2 separate regions of the Homo sapiens genome follow, and region 2 is linked to region 1. Evidence: read pairs that join two places in POLR2A ChIA-PET (ENCODE). Cell type or tissue: A673. All regions are shown on one strand.

Evidence for each region. ChIA-PET counts read pairs that join two places held together with the same protein. Peaks named below come from ENCODE experiments on the same cell type or tissue, not always from the same donor. Only the 100,000 strongest peaks of a DNase experiment are listed, where the experiment ranks them.
Region 2: POLR2A ChIA-PET joins it to region 1 with 12 read pairs; 5 of 35 experiments call an interaction of 5 or more read pairs at or near these places.

The regions. Positions count from the first base shown.
Region 1 is chr3:170,866,139-170,874,138 of GRCh38, forward strand. RPL22L1 (ribosomal protein L22 like 1) reads right to left here and starts at 4,057. Exons shown (of 4, transcript NM_001099645.2): 1 at 4,021-4,057; 2 at 2,160-2,252; 3 at 1,875-1,996; 4 at 1-386. The coding sequence starts at 4,029. The coding sequence ends at 242. RefSeq lists enhancers at 3,550-3,599, 3,769-4,495, 4,496-5,221. In A673, a CTCF peak has its summit at 4,044; a DNase peak (open chromatin) is centred at 4,103; H3K4me3 peaks cover 3,812 bases; H3K27ac peaks cover 2,698 bases.
Region 2 is chr3:170,206,850-170,214,849 of GRCh38, forward strand. No RefSeq gene overlaps it. Among named protein-coding and RNA genes, the nearest start is that of PRKCI, 12 kb to the right of the region's middle. In A673, no CTCF peak of the experiment used is centred here; no DNase peak of the experiment used is centred here.

The sequences.
Region 1 (8,000 bases):
CATAAAAGATTTTGGAAATCGTGGGAAAAAATTATACCAGCTATAAGCTATTTAAATACTGTTGATAGTTATCAGAGGGAAATCAAAATCATATAAACAGCATACTCAAAAAAATGAGACAAAAGTTCAAGAGTATAATATTTTTTATTCACTGATAAACTAAAAGCCAATTTCTTGGTATTTCTCATGTATACTTCATTTATTTTATTAATAAGCAAAGCCCTGTAAGGGGAGCCTTTGCCTAGTCCTCCGACTCTGATTCATCTTCATCTTGACTAATCTGGAAGTAACGAAGTTCGTAGGTCTCCTTGTCAGATGCAACCACTCGAAGCCAATCACGAAGATTGTTCTTCTTAAGGTATTTCTTGGTAAGGTATTTCAAATACCTTTTAAAATAAAAACATAAATTTCATTAAGAAATACAATTCCTACTATGTAAAGGTTTACTATACGAAAAATATACATCATCATATTCATCTTTTCTGTACCTAGCTTCCTCCAAAATATTTCATCCTTCCATTCACAGGATGTATTGTGTAAGACTGTTAGGGTAGCATCCTCTTGTCATACTGCCACACTATATATTGTTCAAGATTGTTAGGGTAGCATTCTCTTGTCAAACTGCTACAGCCAAATTATTTAAGCAATATGATTTCACTCTTCAAATATATTATCTGTGTATATATATGTGAAAACGTTAACACCTCCTTCACCACTATCAAGCCCCCTAGCTCCCAATCCCACCCCGGCTCAACAGGCAACCTATTAATAATAGGGTTAAACCCATACTATGCTCATTAAGTCTCAACTTCTCTGAAAATTCTTGGGCTCTCTCTACATCTAATGTAACTAGAGTTGTATTTTACAATAATTATCTGATTATCTGTAAGATACTTGATTTACAGCTACTACAGCTACTACATTTTTATCTCTGAATCCTTAGTGATTATAATCTCAGTTAACATGTACTGCAACCACTTTAGTCCAAGCCATCATTGTCTCTCACTGAAATTAGCTCTTACATCTTCAGTTTCCACCAGATGTATCACCCTAGTCTTTTTCAGCCACAATAAACAATTGCTTCCCATTACACATCCCATGGCTTTCAAGATCTGCTCCCCAGACACCCTCCAATCTCATGCATTCCTCCCAGAACACTATACCCCAGACACACTGGCTTTGTTACTATTACTTTAATCTGCCAGGCTTCTGGTTCATCCTGCCTGTAACAACTGCAAGGCTCACTTCTGCATTTCATTTCCTGACCAACTTACCAACGTACCCAAAAACTCTGCAACTAGTTTTATGCCCTTACAGCACTTATCACTGCTTGATTAATTCCATTTCACTCTCTCTTCTCCACTAGAAGTTTCTTGGTGGTGGGTAAACTGCCTGCTTGGTTCACTGTTGGGTTACCCAGTCCTGTGCTGCCCATGTAGTATTTAATATTTGGTGAATAAATTCAACAAATAAAAACTGGCAGCAAGATGTTAAGACTTTGACTTTAACTGGCTACCTCTACTGAATAAATAACTTGAGACAATTCTCCTATGTACACATCAGACATGTTTCTTGCAACATACTCAAATACTAAAGTACTCAGCATTAAAGGTTATATACAATTTGGATTTACAGGGCCTATAATTTACTGGACTGGGACTGTGGACACAACTGGCTCATATTCTAGCAATAAATGACACTTACAACTAGACTCAGCAATTGGCACTCATTTACTGAATTTCCCATTTATGTAGGCCTTTAGTCTAAAGTTCATATTTATTCTTGCATATAAACAGAATACATGTAATAACTACATATTCTATGAAATATTCCAAAACTACTATAGTTTTATTAAAATTTGCAAAAGTACCAACCTTTTAGAGAACTGTTTCTCAGAAACAACTGTGATTTTATTCTTGAAGCGTTCAATGTGAACAACATTCCCGAGATTTCCAGTTTTGCCATTGACTTTAACCTTCTCCCGTAGAAATTGCTCCTATTTTAAAACAGAAAAAATGCAAAACTAGGGAAGAGAACCCTAGATATTCACTAGGGAAGGTACCCTAGGAATAGAGCTTAGGTTATTATCAAATACTATATATTTAAACCATTATCAATAACTCTGATTACAAAAATAAGCCGAGTAGAATGATACTTACAAAATTTCCAGAATCAAAAATTCCATCTTCTACTGGATGAGTAAGGTCCAAATTAAACCTCCAGGTTGACCTCTTGGGCTTCCTGTCTTTCTGCTACATAAATGAGAAATAATTATGTAGCTATATAAAACAACTTATTCAATTTATATAAACAATTTTAAAGTTTGTACCAATGCAATCTGTACAATGTACTGTTAGGTTACATATACAGAAATGTAACAATAAATAAAAAAACACCACCACTACCCACGCCGGGGTTGATTTGAACCTCTAACCAAGTCCTAATATGTTCAAGTTGTCAAAAAGTTACGGACTTTCATTGTTTTCTATACTACCAATGATCAATTTTAAATTATCGTGCTTTTCTGCCACCCCACTGCAGATGGGAATAGGTTAGTATACTGCCTAGCCCAAGCTCAGGTAAGTGCCAGAGCTAGGATTCCACCCACCTATGTCTAGAAAATTCAATTCTTACGTTATTATAGGCAAGGGAAGGGGACTTTGGTAAAAAAAAAAAAAAAGAAAAGAAAAGAAAAAGAAAAAATAAAAATAAAAAAGGCAAGGTGCCGTCCCAGCACTTTGGGAGGCTGAGGCAGGAGGATCACGTGAGGTCAGGAGTTCAAGGCCAGCCTGGCCAACATGGTGAAACCCCATCTCTAGTAAAAATACAAAAATTAGCCAGGTGTGGTGGTGCATGCTTATAATCCTAGCTATTCAGGAGGCTGAGTCGGGAGGATTGCTTGAACCCGGGAGGCGGAGGTTGTAGTGAGCCTGATCATGCCACTATACTCCCACCTGGGCAACAGACTCTGTCTCAAAAAAAAAAAAAAACCTAAAAACCAACACCGTGGAACTTAAATTTTCCATATCCAAACCTTTTATACCAAGACCATATAATATGGCTACATAAGCAAAATGTTACTGTGGCCAGCAACCATGTACATTCACTGCAATATGAACAAACAAATCTGTATTTATCAGACTATAACCTCCAATTTAGATTCACCCAAGTGGCTACCAAGTATTACACATTAGTTTGCTTTCTCAGGTAGCATGGTAACATGTGCCAAAAGATAATTACCCAGTTGGCGCAGAAGTTAATTTGGGAGACACAAACAACTTCTGTCTAATGGAACAGATAACCCTATAGGGTTTATGGCCATGCTGGGCATTACCCAGTTTTGTAGCTAGCCCAGCAATTTTATCCTAACTTTATTTGTAAATTGCGCATGTATATCTAGCTTTTCAGATATTCTTAGGAACATTTTAACATCTTACTGGTTCCCTTACTAATGACTTAAGTAAAACATCTGAAGCACGTTTATTTCACATTGCTGGAATCTAGACTTATACTTTTCTAAAAATTACTTCACCGAGAAACTTCTTCCCCAACTGAAAGTTCTCAAAAACTTGTGATGTCGGCCATCGCGGGAGCTGAGCGCCTAGGAGCTCCCTCTGGCCTGGCAAAGGTCGTCAGACCGGCCCGATTACCCACCATTCCCCTACCCAGTGCTGAGTGGCAAAAGCATTATCAGGCGCGAGATAGTAAAGAAATGGCTCAGATTGCAGTACCACCGGCCCATTTACAGTTGTGCCTCCCTCTTTCCCGCGTGTCCAAAACCACCCATCCTAAACCAATTCCGGGCCCAGCTCCAACTCCACTAGACCTCATGGCAGCTGCCAGGGAGTCTCGAAAAACAGTTCAGGATCCTCGCGTCTTGGTTGTGTTTCTGACCCAGACTTCACTACTCCCCTCCCTTTATCTTGACTGAGACGTCTCCACTCGACAGATGCAAAAATCGTTACAGCGGAAATCATTAAATTGCCACACAACACTCCCACCAAGACATCGCTCACTCACCGGCGCCATCTTGCGAGTCGGCCGCGAGAGCAGAGAGGAAGCTACGGCCGCGCGGTCTGCATTTATATCAAAGCGTGCTGCGTCACGCGCTGAGAGCGTCAGATTGTCGCCTCCCGGAAAAGAAAGCGGGAGGAGCGCTGAGGCCGGTAACCCAGGAAACCAGTGCGCTGCCGGACGAGAGTAGGCCATCGGCTTTCCGCGGGCACACGCGGGTGGCTGTGGTTGAACTGACTCTCGGGTTTCCGCTCCTGGCTGTTCAAGCCGATTAATTGCAGTGGCCTCTACAGTTACCTAGTGGCTGCTCCCGGATACGGACGCACGCGAGGGATGCAGGAGTCATCTTTCACTAATCACCGGAATCCCCTTTCCAATCAGGGCAAGGCAGTGTCTCAGGTTGCTTTGGGATCTCCTTTTATTGCAGTTATAATCCTCCAGCGAAAAAGTTATTTGTTTGTGTTTTGTCTGTGAGCCTCGTTTTCTAAATGACTGTTGAGGGAAATTGGTGCTTCGGGGACCAGGTCCTCGGGAAAAAAAAATCATGTATATATATGCTTACACGCCCACGCCTGTAATCCCAGCACTTTGGGAGGCCGAGGCCGGAGAATCTCTTGAGCCCAGGAGTTCGAGACCACCCTTGGCAGCGTAGGCATAGGGAGAACCCGTCTCTACAAACAATTTTAAAAAAAATGGCCCGCGTGGTGGTGCGCGTCTGTACTCCCAGCCACTCGGGAGGCTGAGGCAGGAGCATCGCTTTACCTTGAGAGGCGGAAGTTGCAGTGAGTCGAGATCGAGCCACTGCACTCCAGCCTGGGTAACAGTGAGACTGTCTCAAAGGGAAAAACACGTAGTGCTTGCTTCTTGTTCATTCGTTTGGTATAATTTATCATGGGTTTTACAGTTAATCCCAGGTCTCTTGATTTCCATCCAAAATGCTCCCAGTTAAAATTCAATGAATGTTTGCTGTGACCTATCAGTATGTACAAGACACACGAGGGTGGAAGTGTCTTGCTGACAAAAGGAAAAAGTAGCTTTTGAGCTTTGAAGGATTGTAAATTGACATCAGATCCGAAAAGTGGCATGCTGAACCGCTTGGGTTTAGCAGTAATATGTTTTCGTGGAGATGAAATTATCATACCTAGGGGTAGGGGTAAGGGATGGGGTGGACTTTGTTGTTAATTTGAAGAATGACCCCAGAAAGTAAGAACTGTTCGTGGCCTTTATGCCAGCAAGTAGTTATCGTGGAAACTATGCTTTAATAGAGCATATGACTTGTAGAGTCTGAAGAGAGGCCCTGAATTCCTAGAAGAAATCCATTTCAACAAGATTTTTTAGTTGTCTGCCTTAAGAGCTACAATAATCACATTTCTCTTTCCAAACATTAAAGGGAGCAATTGGCATTTCCTCCTCAAGGGCTGCCTAAGCTGAGGGGCAGAAATGATTCTATTTTGCTTGTCTTTAGCAGTCTTCCATGTCTTGACAATAAACTCCTTAAGCACTATTAAGCCATTTGTACAAGGAGGATATGGAAACATACCTGTTTCACAAGAACTAGTAATCACCAAATAACTAGTTAGAAACTGTAATGGGGGAAAAATGTTTGTCAATTAGAAAAAAAAACAAGAATATTAGCGAGAAATGTGCAGATGGGAAGACTAAAAGTTGTAAATAATTCAGTTCTTCCCAAACTGTGCGTGTGCACACGTATATAGTAACACAATGCTAGTCAATACCCTATAGTTATTTTTTAAAAATTTGACAGCTAATTAAAAAAATTTTAACATTTATTTTAGATTCAGAGGGTACATGTACAGTTTTGTTACATGAATATATATAATGATGGTGGGGTTGGGGTGCGATTGATCCCTTCACCCAGGTAGTGAAAATAGTACCCAATAATTAGATTTTCAACCCTTCCCCACTTCTAGTATTCCCAGTGTCTATTTTTGCCATCTTCATGCCCATGAGTATCCAATGTTTAGTTCCCACTTACAAGTGAGAAGTACAGTATTTGATTTTCTGTTCCTGCATTAATTCGCCTAGGATAATGGCCTCCAGCTGCAGCCATGTTGCTGCAAAGTATGTGATTTTGTTCTTTATGGCTTGTGTTGACAGCTAATTCTAAAACGTATGACACAATAAATGTCTGAAAAGAGCCAAGACACTCTAGACCAATGAAAGGGAGTATGCCTTTCCAGCTCTTCCAATATAAGATATAATAGATGATAGATATGTATTTAATATATTATAAACTTCAGTCATTGGATCTACATGATGCTGAAGCCTTAGTAAACAGATCAGTAAGCAAAAAAACACAGAAAAACCCCTCCATATGTAACTACCTTACCAATGGCTAAAATATAGTTTTATTTTTATGTATGCATTTATTTATTTTTTAGAGACATAGTCTTGCTCTGTCGCCTAGGCTGGAGTGCAGTGGCGCAATCTCAGCTCACTGCAACCTCCGCCTCCCTGGTTCAAGCAATTCTCCTGCTTCAGCCTCCCAAGTAGCTGGGATTACAGGCGCTTACCACCAGGTATGGCTAATTTTTCTATTTTTACTAGGGTTTTCGCCATGTTGACCAGACTGGTTTCGAACTCTTGGCCTCAACTGATCCGCCCACCTTGGCCTCCCAAAGTGCTGGGGTTACAGGTGTGAGCCATTGTGCCCGGCCTAAAATACAGTTTTATAAATAATTTTTTAATGTATGGTTGAGCTGGTGGAAAAGTAAAATAATTTTTAGGGGCAGAAATGACAAGCAATGATCATACATGTTTGGAACTTGAATTAGCTCTGCTCAGATAGCATGAAAAAGCTCCAAACTGAATATGTAGTTTAAAGTGTGCTTGTATTATTAACACCAGACAGAAGCAAGGGCAAATACTCTCTGGAGAAATGCATTTTAGATCCAGGTACAAATAATTCCCTGAGATAAGCTTCAAGAAATATGAGCTGACAGGTTTTGTTTTGTTTTGTTGAGATGGAGTCTTGTTCTGTCGCCAGGCTGGAGTGCAGTGGCAAGATCTCAGCTCACTGCAACTTCTGCCTCCAGGGTTCAAGTGATTCTCCTGCCTCAGCCTCTCGAGTAGCTGGGACGACAGGCGCACCACCATGCCAGCTAATTTTTGTATTTTTAGTAGAGACGGGGTTTCACCATGTTGGCCAGGATGGTCTCGATCTCTTGACCTCGTGATCTGCCCGCCTTGGCTTCCCAAAGTGCTGGGATTACAGGTGTGAGCCACCGTGCCCGGCAGAGCTGACAGTTTTTTAAAATCATGAAAATACAGGAAAACAAGCCACCGTGGATGAAAATCAACATCAAAAACCTATGAAATCAGACTCACAGAGACTTTATATGTTGGAATTATGAAATGCAGAATATAAAATAAGTATTTGTAGTATATGCAAAAACTAAAAGTATTTAGGATATGATAAGGAAGTCAGAGACAATCAAAATTGATCAGATTTTTTTTTTTTTTTTGAAAAACAGCAAAAGGAGACCGGGCACGGTGGCTCAAGCCTGTAATCCCAGCAGTTTGGGAGGCTGAGGTAGGCAGATCACTTGAGGTTAGGAGTTCGAGACCACCCTGGCCAACATAGAGAAACCCCCGTCTCTACTAAAAATACAAAAATTAGCTGGGTGTGGTGGTGATGCCTGTAGTCTCAACTACTTGGGAAGCTGAGGCAGGGGAATCACTTGAACTGGGGAGGTGGAGGTTGCAGTGAGCTGAGATCATGCCATTACACTCCAGCCTGGGCAACAGAGCAAGACTCCGTCTCAAAAAAAAAAAAAACAAAAAAACAAAAGAGAACATTTAGACATTAAAAAGAGAAAAACTGAAATTAGAAAAAGTAGATGAGTTAAACAAGAGAGTAAACAGCTGAAGAGAAATCAGTGAGTGGGAAATTACTTAGAATGCAATGTGGAAAAGCAAATAGATGTAAGGTATAAAAAACAGGTTAAGAGACCAGGATGTCAGAA
Region 2 (8,000 bases), 660 kb before region 1:
CTGTAATCCCAGCACTTTGTGAGGCCGAGGCCAGGTGGATCACCTGAGGTCAGAAGTTTGAGACCAGCCTGGCCAACATGCTGAAACCCCATCTCTAATAAAAATACGAAACTTAGCAAAGCGTGGGGATGCTGTGCCTGTAGTTCCAGTTACTCAGGAGGTGAGGCAGGAGAATCACTTGAACCTGGGAGACGGAGGTTGCAGGGAGCCGAGATGGTGCCACTGCACTCCAGCCTGGGCAACAGAGCAAGACTCCGTCTCAAAAATAAATAAATAAATAAATAAATTCGAAGTAAAACAATTACATTTCAAAGGCAAAACAGATAAGGTTCAAACTGCTATATGTCATCATCTGTAGTGTGAGTGAGATTGAGTAACTATAATGTAAAAAAGTCCATAAAAAGTACTCCCCTATAATGTAAAAAAGTACTCCCTATAATGTAAAAAAGGACTGAAGGGAGTACTCAGAGATGGCTTACAGATAAAGTTGGCAACATCAGTGGACTGGTGAAGGGGATAGAATAAGGGAAAAAAGGAGGCAAAGAAGTCATGGGGACATGTGTTTGTTTGCTGTCTATGCTAACTCAGTGAGATTAATTAAGAGAAAAAAAGCGAAATTCTCTCATGAACCTCAGCTGTCAAAACTCCAATAAGAAGTTTTGGTCATTTCTGGGCACAGCTTCTGCCCTGAAGCTTAAGTTAAACAGTTAATATGATACAGTCATATGCTTTATAATGATGTTTTGGTCAGTGATGGACTGCATACAGGTCAGTGGTCCCATAGCTGAAAATTCCTGTTGCCTAGTGATGCCATAGTCATCCTAACATTATAGTGCAATGAATTACCTTTTTAATGTTTAGGTATGTTTAGATATACAAAAATATTTGCCATTGTCTTACAGTTGCATACAGCATTCACTATAGTAACATACTGTATAGATATGTAACCTAAAAGCAATAGGCTATATCATTTAGTCTAGGTGTACAGGAGGATGTACTATCTAGGTTTCTGTAAGTACACTCTACGCACAATATTCACCAGATGATGAAATCACCTAACGACAAGTTTCTCAGAACATATTCCTGTTATTAAGCAATGCATGATTGCATTAAGACATGATTGGCCGGGCACAGTGGCTAATGCCTGTAATCCCGGTACTTTGGGAGGCTGAGGCAGGCAGATCACCTGAGGTCGGGAGTTCAAGACCAGCGTGACCAACAAGGAGAAACCCTGTCTCTACTAAAAATACAAATTAGCCAGGCACTGTGGTGCATGCCTGTAATCCCAGCTACTTGGGAGGCTGAGGCAGAAGAATCACTTGAACCCAGGAGGCGGAGGTTGCGGTGAGTCGAGATCACACCATTGCACTCCAGCCTGGGCAACAACAGCAAAACTCCATCTCAAAAACAAAACAATACAAAAACAAATGATCACTGGCCGGGCTCCCTAGCTCGTGCCTCTAATCCCAGCACTTTGGGAGGCCGAGGCAGGTGGATCACTTGAGGTCAGCTGTTCAAGACCAGCCTGGCCAACATGGTGAAACCCCATCTCTACTAAAAATATCAAAATTAGCCAGGCATGGTGGCGGGCACCTGTAATCCCAGTTACTCAGGAGGCTGAGTCAGGGGAAACGCTTGAACCCAGGAGGCGGAGGTTGCAGTGAGCTGAGATGGCGCCACTGCACACCAGCCTGGGTGACACAGTGAGATTCTGTCTAAAAATAAATAAATAAATAAATAAATAAAAATAAATCACACAGGACCTGTGTCTATTGCTTCTTTTCTCATTCACCATTCTCCAACTAGGTTATTTCTTTGCTCCACATTAGGACAACCACTCTGATGACTATAAAATGAGAATCTTGGCCAAAATATTTAAAATCTCTTAAGCCTATGGGATTAATGAACATCAATAAATGAGTTTTCTCCTATTAAAGGTATCACAGTGAGCAACGGCAAGAATAATTTAGCCAAGCGCCCAATGCTTATCTCCACAAGATCACAAAATCACTTCAAATAATGAAGACTTCTAGTTAAATACTTTTCTCTCCTTTTTATGACATTATCACATGCTCTGTGTAACCGCTGAAAAATGCTGGGTTAAGGGTGACAGGCTTCTGTGAAGTTGAGGGTTTAAGTAAGCACCATTTTAAGTACAGCAGAAATAAAATGGGCTGTGAGGCTTGTTCACAATGTCTACCATTGGCTTCCCATTTTATATCATTTGATTCTCAGTTAAGAAACAGTCATCAAATTTTAAAGATGATATAAGGAACATAGCAAACACATTTTTATATTTGATCCTTGCTGCCTGGTATACTGGTAAAGCTAATTAAGACTGAATATACAGGTCTACCTATTCTGATTAGCTATTTTCTTGGTAAAACAGCTGAATTTGTAGAAAGGAAACCAAATTTCCTGAAGATATGATTAATCTTATGCAAGTTTCCTTTTTTTTTTTTTTTTATTGTTTTGAGACGGAGTCTCGCTCTGTCGCCCAGGCTGGAGTGCAGTGGCGCAATCTAGGCTCACTGCAAGCTCCGCCTCCCGGGTTCGCCATTCTCTTGCCTCAGCCTCCCAAGTAGCTGGGACTACAGGCGCCCGCCACCATGCCCAACTAATTTTTTGTATTTTTAGTAGAGGCAGGGTTTCACCGTGTTAGCCAGGATGGTCTTGATCTTCTGACCTCTTGATCCACCTGCCTTGGGCTCCCAAAGTGCTGGGATTACAGGCGTGAGCCACCGCACCCGGCCTGCAAGGTTCCTTTTATACCCTTTTACTCAATCCTGTTTTCTTTAAGCTAAAGAGATGGCTCAAGAGTTTCCAGTATTTTGTTACCAAAAATGACATAATTTCTGTGCCCTGATCATCTTGTATGCATAATTCTTTCTGCCTTGTATCTATTTTAACTATATCATATTGACTTTAAAAATTAATGTCAGAGCACTTCCAGAATGAAGACATGATGAACTCACTAGACATTTTCCCCAGTAAAATAATCATAACTTGTGAAAATTATAAATAAACAATGACTGTTGGATCAGTCTGTGGAGTAATTTATGCCACAGGACAATGTCAAAACCACTGGAGCAATCAGCTAGTAATTAGTAGAGGCTAACAGCTGGGAGTGATATTAACAAAGATAAACCATCCAAAAACTTGACAGGGAGATGAGGAAAAAAGTCAAAGAGAACCTGGTTAAAACCACTGTTGGTGGAGCGCGGTGGCTCACGCCTGTAATCCCAGCACTTTGGGAGGCTGAGGCGGGTGGATCACGAGGTCAGAAGATCGAGACCATCCTGGTTAACACGGTGAAACCCCGTCTCTACTAAAAATACAAAAAATTAGCCGGGTGTGGCGGCGGGCGCCTGTAGTCCCAGCTACTCAGGAGGCTGAGGCAAGAGAATGGCGTGAACCTGGGAGATGGAGCTTGCAGTAAGCCAAGATCACGCCACTGCACTCCATCCAGCCTGGGCGAAAGAGCAAGACTCCATCAAAAAAAAAAAAAAAAAAAACTGTCATCCCTGAGGAAGGAGGAGGAGAGAGTCAGGATAACAGTGTGCATTGCAAAACTGCACTTTTCTGAGGAGCACCATCAGAGGCTGCACACTGTGAGGGACATAGACTCTGCTGAACTAGTCTAGCCAAGTCACTAAACAAATAAACAAGCAAACAACAACAAAGACAACAAGCCCTGGAGACAGGGGTCAGTATCCAGAGTTACTGCAATGGAAATGTACAGTGTACAACAAAAAAATTACAAGACATACAAAGAAACAGGAAAGTGTGACCCATTCACACAGAAACTGCCTTGAGAGGACACAGATATTGGGTCTAGCAGATAAGGACTTCAAAGTAGTTATTATAAATACATTCAAAGAACTAAAGAAAACTATGCCTTAAAAATTAAAGAAAGGGGCTGGGCATGGTGGCTCACACCTGTAATCCTAGCACTTTGGAAGGTCAATGCGGGTGGATCATGAGGTCAAGAGTTTGAGACCAGCCTGGCCAAGATGGTGAAACCCCGTCTCTACTAAAACATACAAAAATTAGTCAGGCGGGGTGGTGGGCACCTGTGATCCCAGCTACTCGGGAGGCTGAGGCAGGAGAATCACTTGAACTCCGGAGACAGAGGTTGCAGTGAGCTGAGATCACATCACTGCACTCCAGCCTGGGCAACAGAGCAAGACTCCATCTTAAATAAATAAATAAAAATTAAAGAAAGGTATGATGAAAATGTTTTATCAAATGGAGAATATTGATAAAGAGAAAGTTTAAAACAAAAAACAAATATAAAATCTAGAGTTGAAAAGTACGGAAATAAAAAATTTGGCTGTGTGTGGTGGCTCATGCCTGTAATCCCAACACTTTGGGAGGCCAAGGCTGGTGGACCACCTGAGGTCAGGAGTTCGAGACCAGCCTGGACAACATGGTGAAACCCTGTTTCTACTAAACATACAAAAATTAGCTGGACGTGGTGGCAGACGCCTGTAATTCCAGCTACTTGGGAGGCTGAGGCAGGAGAATCGCCTGAACCCAGGAGGAGGAGGTTGCAGTGAGCCGAGATTGTGCCACTGCACTCCAGCCTAGGTGACAAGAGCAAAACTCTGTATCAAAAAAAAAAATTCACTATAGGGGCTCAATATGAGATTTGAACTAGCAGAAGACATAATCAGTGAATATATTCTGAAGAACAGAGAGGGAAAAAGGAGGAAAAAAATGAACAGTACATCAAGGAAATGTGGGACACCATTATGTGCACCAACATATGCATAAAGGGATACCAGAAGGATAGAAGAGAAAAAGAAACAAAAAATATCTGAAGAAATGATAGCTGAAAACTTCCCAAATTTGATGAAAAAGTTTAATGTAAACCAACATCTAAGGAACTCAGCAAACACTTAAGTAGGATAAATGCAAAGACATATAAACACAGACATTTCAAGAGCAAAATGTTGAAAAACAAAGAGAATCTTGAAGTCAGCAAGAGAAACATGGCTCATGTACAAGGGAACCCTAATAAGATTAATAGCTGACTTCTCATCAGAAACATTGGAGGCCGGAAAGCAGTGGTATGACATATTTCAAAGTGCTGAAAGAAAAAAACATGACCAAGAATCTTGTATTCAGCAAAACTATCTTTTTATTTATTTTTATTTTTTATTTATTTATTTTTTTAGAGATGGAGTCTTGCTCTGTCACCCAGGCTGGAGTGCAGTGGTGCGATCTCAGCTCACTGCAAGCTCCACCTCCTGGGTTCAAGCGATTCTCCTGCCTCAGCCTCCTGAGTAGCTGGGACTACAGGTGCACGTCGCCACGCCTGGCTAATTTTTTGTATTTTTTTTTTTTTAAGTAGAGACGGGCTTTCACTGTGTTGCCCAGGCTAGTCTTGAACTCCTGAGCTCAGGCAATTCACCCACCTCGGCCTCTCAGAGTGCTACGATTACAGGCATGAGCCACCATGCCCAGCCCAGCAAAACTATATTTTTAAAATGGAGATGAAATTAAGACATCTCCAGATAAGCAACAACTGAGAGAACTTGCTGTGAGCCGAAACGCCTTATAAGAACATGAAAGGAAGTTCTCCAAGCTGAAAGCAAGTTATCCCAGATGGTAAATCAAATCTACATGGAAAAAGAAAAAAAAATGATAAAAGTAATTATGTAAATAATTATAAGAGTGTGTATAATTACATATTTTTTCTCCTTTCTTTCCTTAACTCATTCAATTGTATGAATATAATTGTATTTTTGGATCTGTAACATATAGGTATGTGATATATTTGACAATAACTTCACAGAGAAGGTAGGTAGGAATAAAGCTGTACTGAAGTAAGGAAATAATACCAGATGGTAACCAATCTACAAAAAGAAATGAAGAGAACTGGAAATGGTGAATAAAAAGGTTAACATAACAGGCTTTATAAATATATGCTTGCTTTCTTGTCTTGTCTTAGCTTCTTTCAAATACATAAAATTACATAAATAATTATAACAACTGGTTTGTAACATACATATGTAATATATATTACAAAAATATTAGCAATATGGGAGGGAGGAATAATTATATAGAAGTAATGTTTCTATATCTCATTGGGATTAATTAGCATACATTTGAGGTAGATCCTGATACGTTTAAAAAGTATAATCTAGGGCCGGCGCGGTGGCTCGCGCCTGTAATCCCAGCACCTCGGGAGGCTAGGTGGGCGGATCACGAGGTCAGGAGATCGAGACCATCCTGGCTAACACAGTGAAACCCAATCTCTACTAAAAAATACAAAAAATTAGCCGGGCGTGGTGGTGGGCACCTGTAGTCCCAGCTACTCGGGAGGCTGAAGCAGGAGAATGGCATGAACCTGGGAGGTGGAAGTTGCAGTGAGCCGAGATCGTGCCACTGCACTCCAGCCTGGGCAACAGAGCAAGACTCTGTCTAAAAAAAAAAAAAAAAAAAAAAAAAAAAAAAAGTATAATCTAAGCCCTAGAGCAGTTACTAAGAAAATAACTCAAAATATGTATATTCAGAAAGTCATTGAAGGTATTAAAATCATCCACCAGAAAATATTCACTTAATGCAAAGGGAAGCAGTACAGAGTAACAGAGGAACAAAAAACACATGAGACATAGAAAACAAAGAGTAAAATGGTAGATGAAATTCCAGTCACATAAATAACATAAAAATTAAATGAATTAAATAACTTTTTTTTTTTTAAGATGGAGTTTCGCTCTTATCGCCCAGGCTGGAATGCAATGGTGCAGTCTCGGCTCACTGCAACCTCTGCCTCCCAGGTTCAAGTGATTCTCCTGCCTCAGCCTCCTGAGTAGCTGGGATTACAGGTGGCTGCCACCACACCAGGCTGATTTTTGTATTTTTAGTAGAGGGGTTTCACCATATTGGCCAAGCTGGTCTCGAACTCCTGACCTCAGGTGATCCCCCCCGCCTTGGCCTCCCAAAGTGCTGGGATTACAGGTGTGAGCCACTGCACTCAGCCAAATAACTTTTTTTGTTTGTTTGTTTATTTGTTTTTTTGAGACAGGGTCTCACTCGGTCGCCCAGACCGGAGTGCAGTGGCGTGATCTCGGCTCGCCGCAAACTCTGCCTCCCAGGTTCAAGTGATTCTCTTGCCTCAGCCTCCCGAGTAGCTGGGATTACAGGCATATGCCACCACGCCCGACTAATCTTTGTATTTTTAGTAGAGACGGGGTTTCTCCATGTTGGCCAGGCTGGTCTTGAACTCCTGACCTGAAATGATCCACCCGCCTCAACCTCCCAAAGTGCTGGGATTACAGGCATGAACCACCACACTTGGCCAAATTAAATAACTTAATCAAAGATGGAGATTGTCAGACTGGATAACAAAACAAGTTCCAACTATGTGATATTATATATACAGGATATACACTTTAGATTTAAAGACGCAAACAGATGGTAAGTTAAAAAAATTTTTTTAAAGATATACCGTCTGGGTGCAGTGGCTCACATGTGTAATCCCAGCACTTTGAGAGGCTAAGGCAGGTGCATCACCTGAGGTCAGGAGTTTGAGACCACCCTGGCCAACATGGCGAAACCCCGGCTCTACTACATATACAAAAATTAACCAGGCATGGTGGTGCGTGCCTGTAATCCTAGCTACTCAGGAGGCTAAGGCAGGAGAATCGCATGAACCCAGGAGGTGGAGGTTGCAGTGAGCCGAGATCATGCCATTGCACTCCAGCCTGGGCAACAGAATGAGACTCCATCTCAAAAAAAAAAAAAAAAAAAGATATGCCATCTAAACAGCAATCTTAAGGGAGTTGCAATGTCTATATTACTATCAGAAAAGATAGACTTTAAAACAAAAAATGTTAGCTAGGTATGGTGGAATGCACCTGTAGTCCCCACTACTCAGGAGGCTGTGGTGGGAGGATTGCTTGAGTCAAGAAGTTCAAGACTGTAGTGTGCTATGAGTGCATCTGTGACTAGCCACTGCACTCCAGCCTAAGCATCATAGTGAGACCCCATCT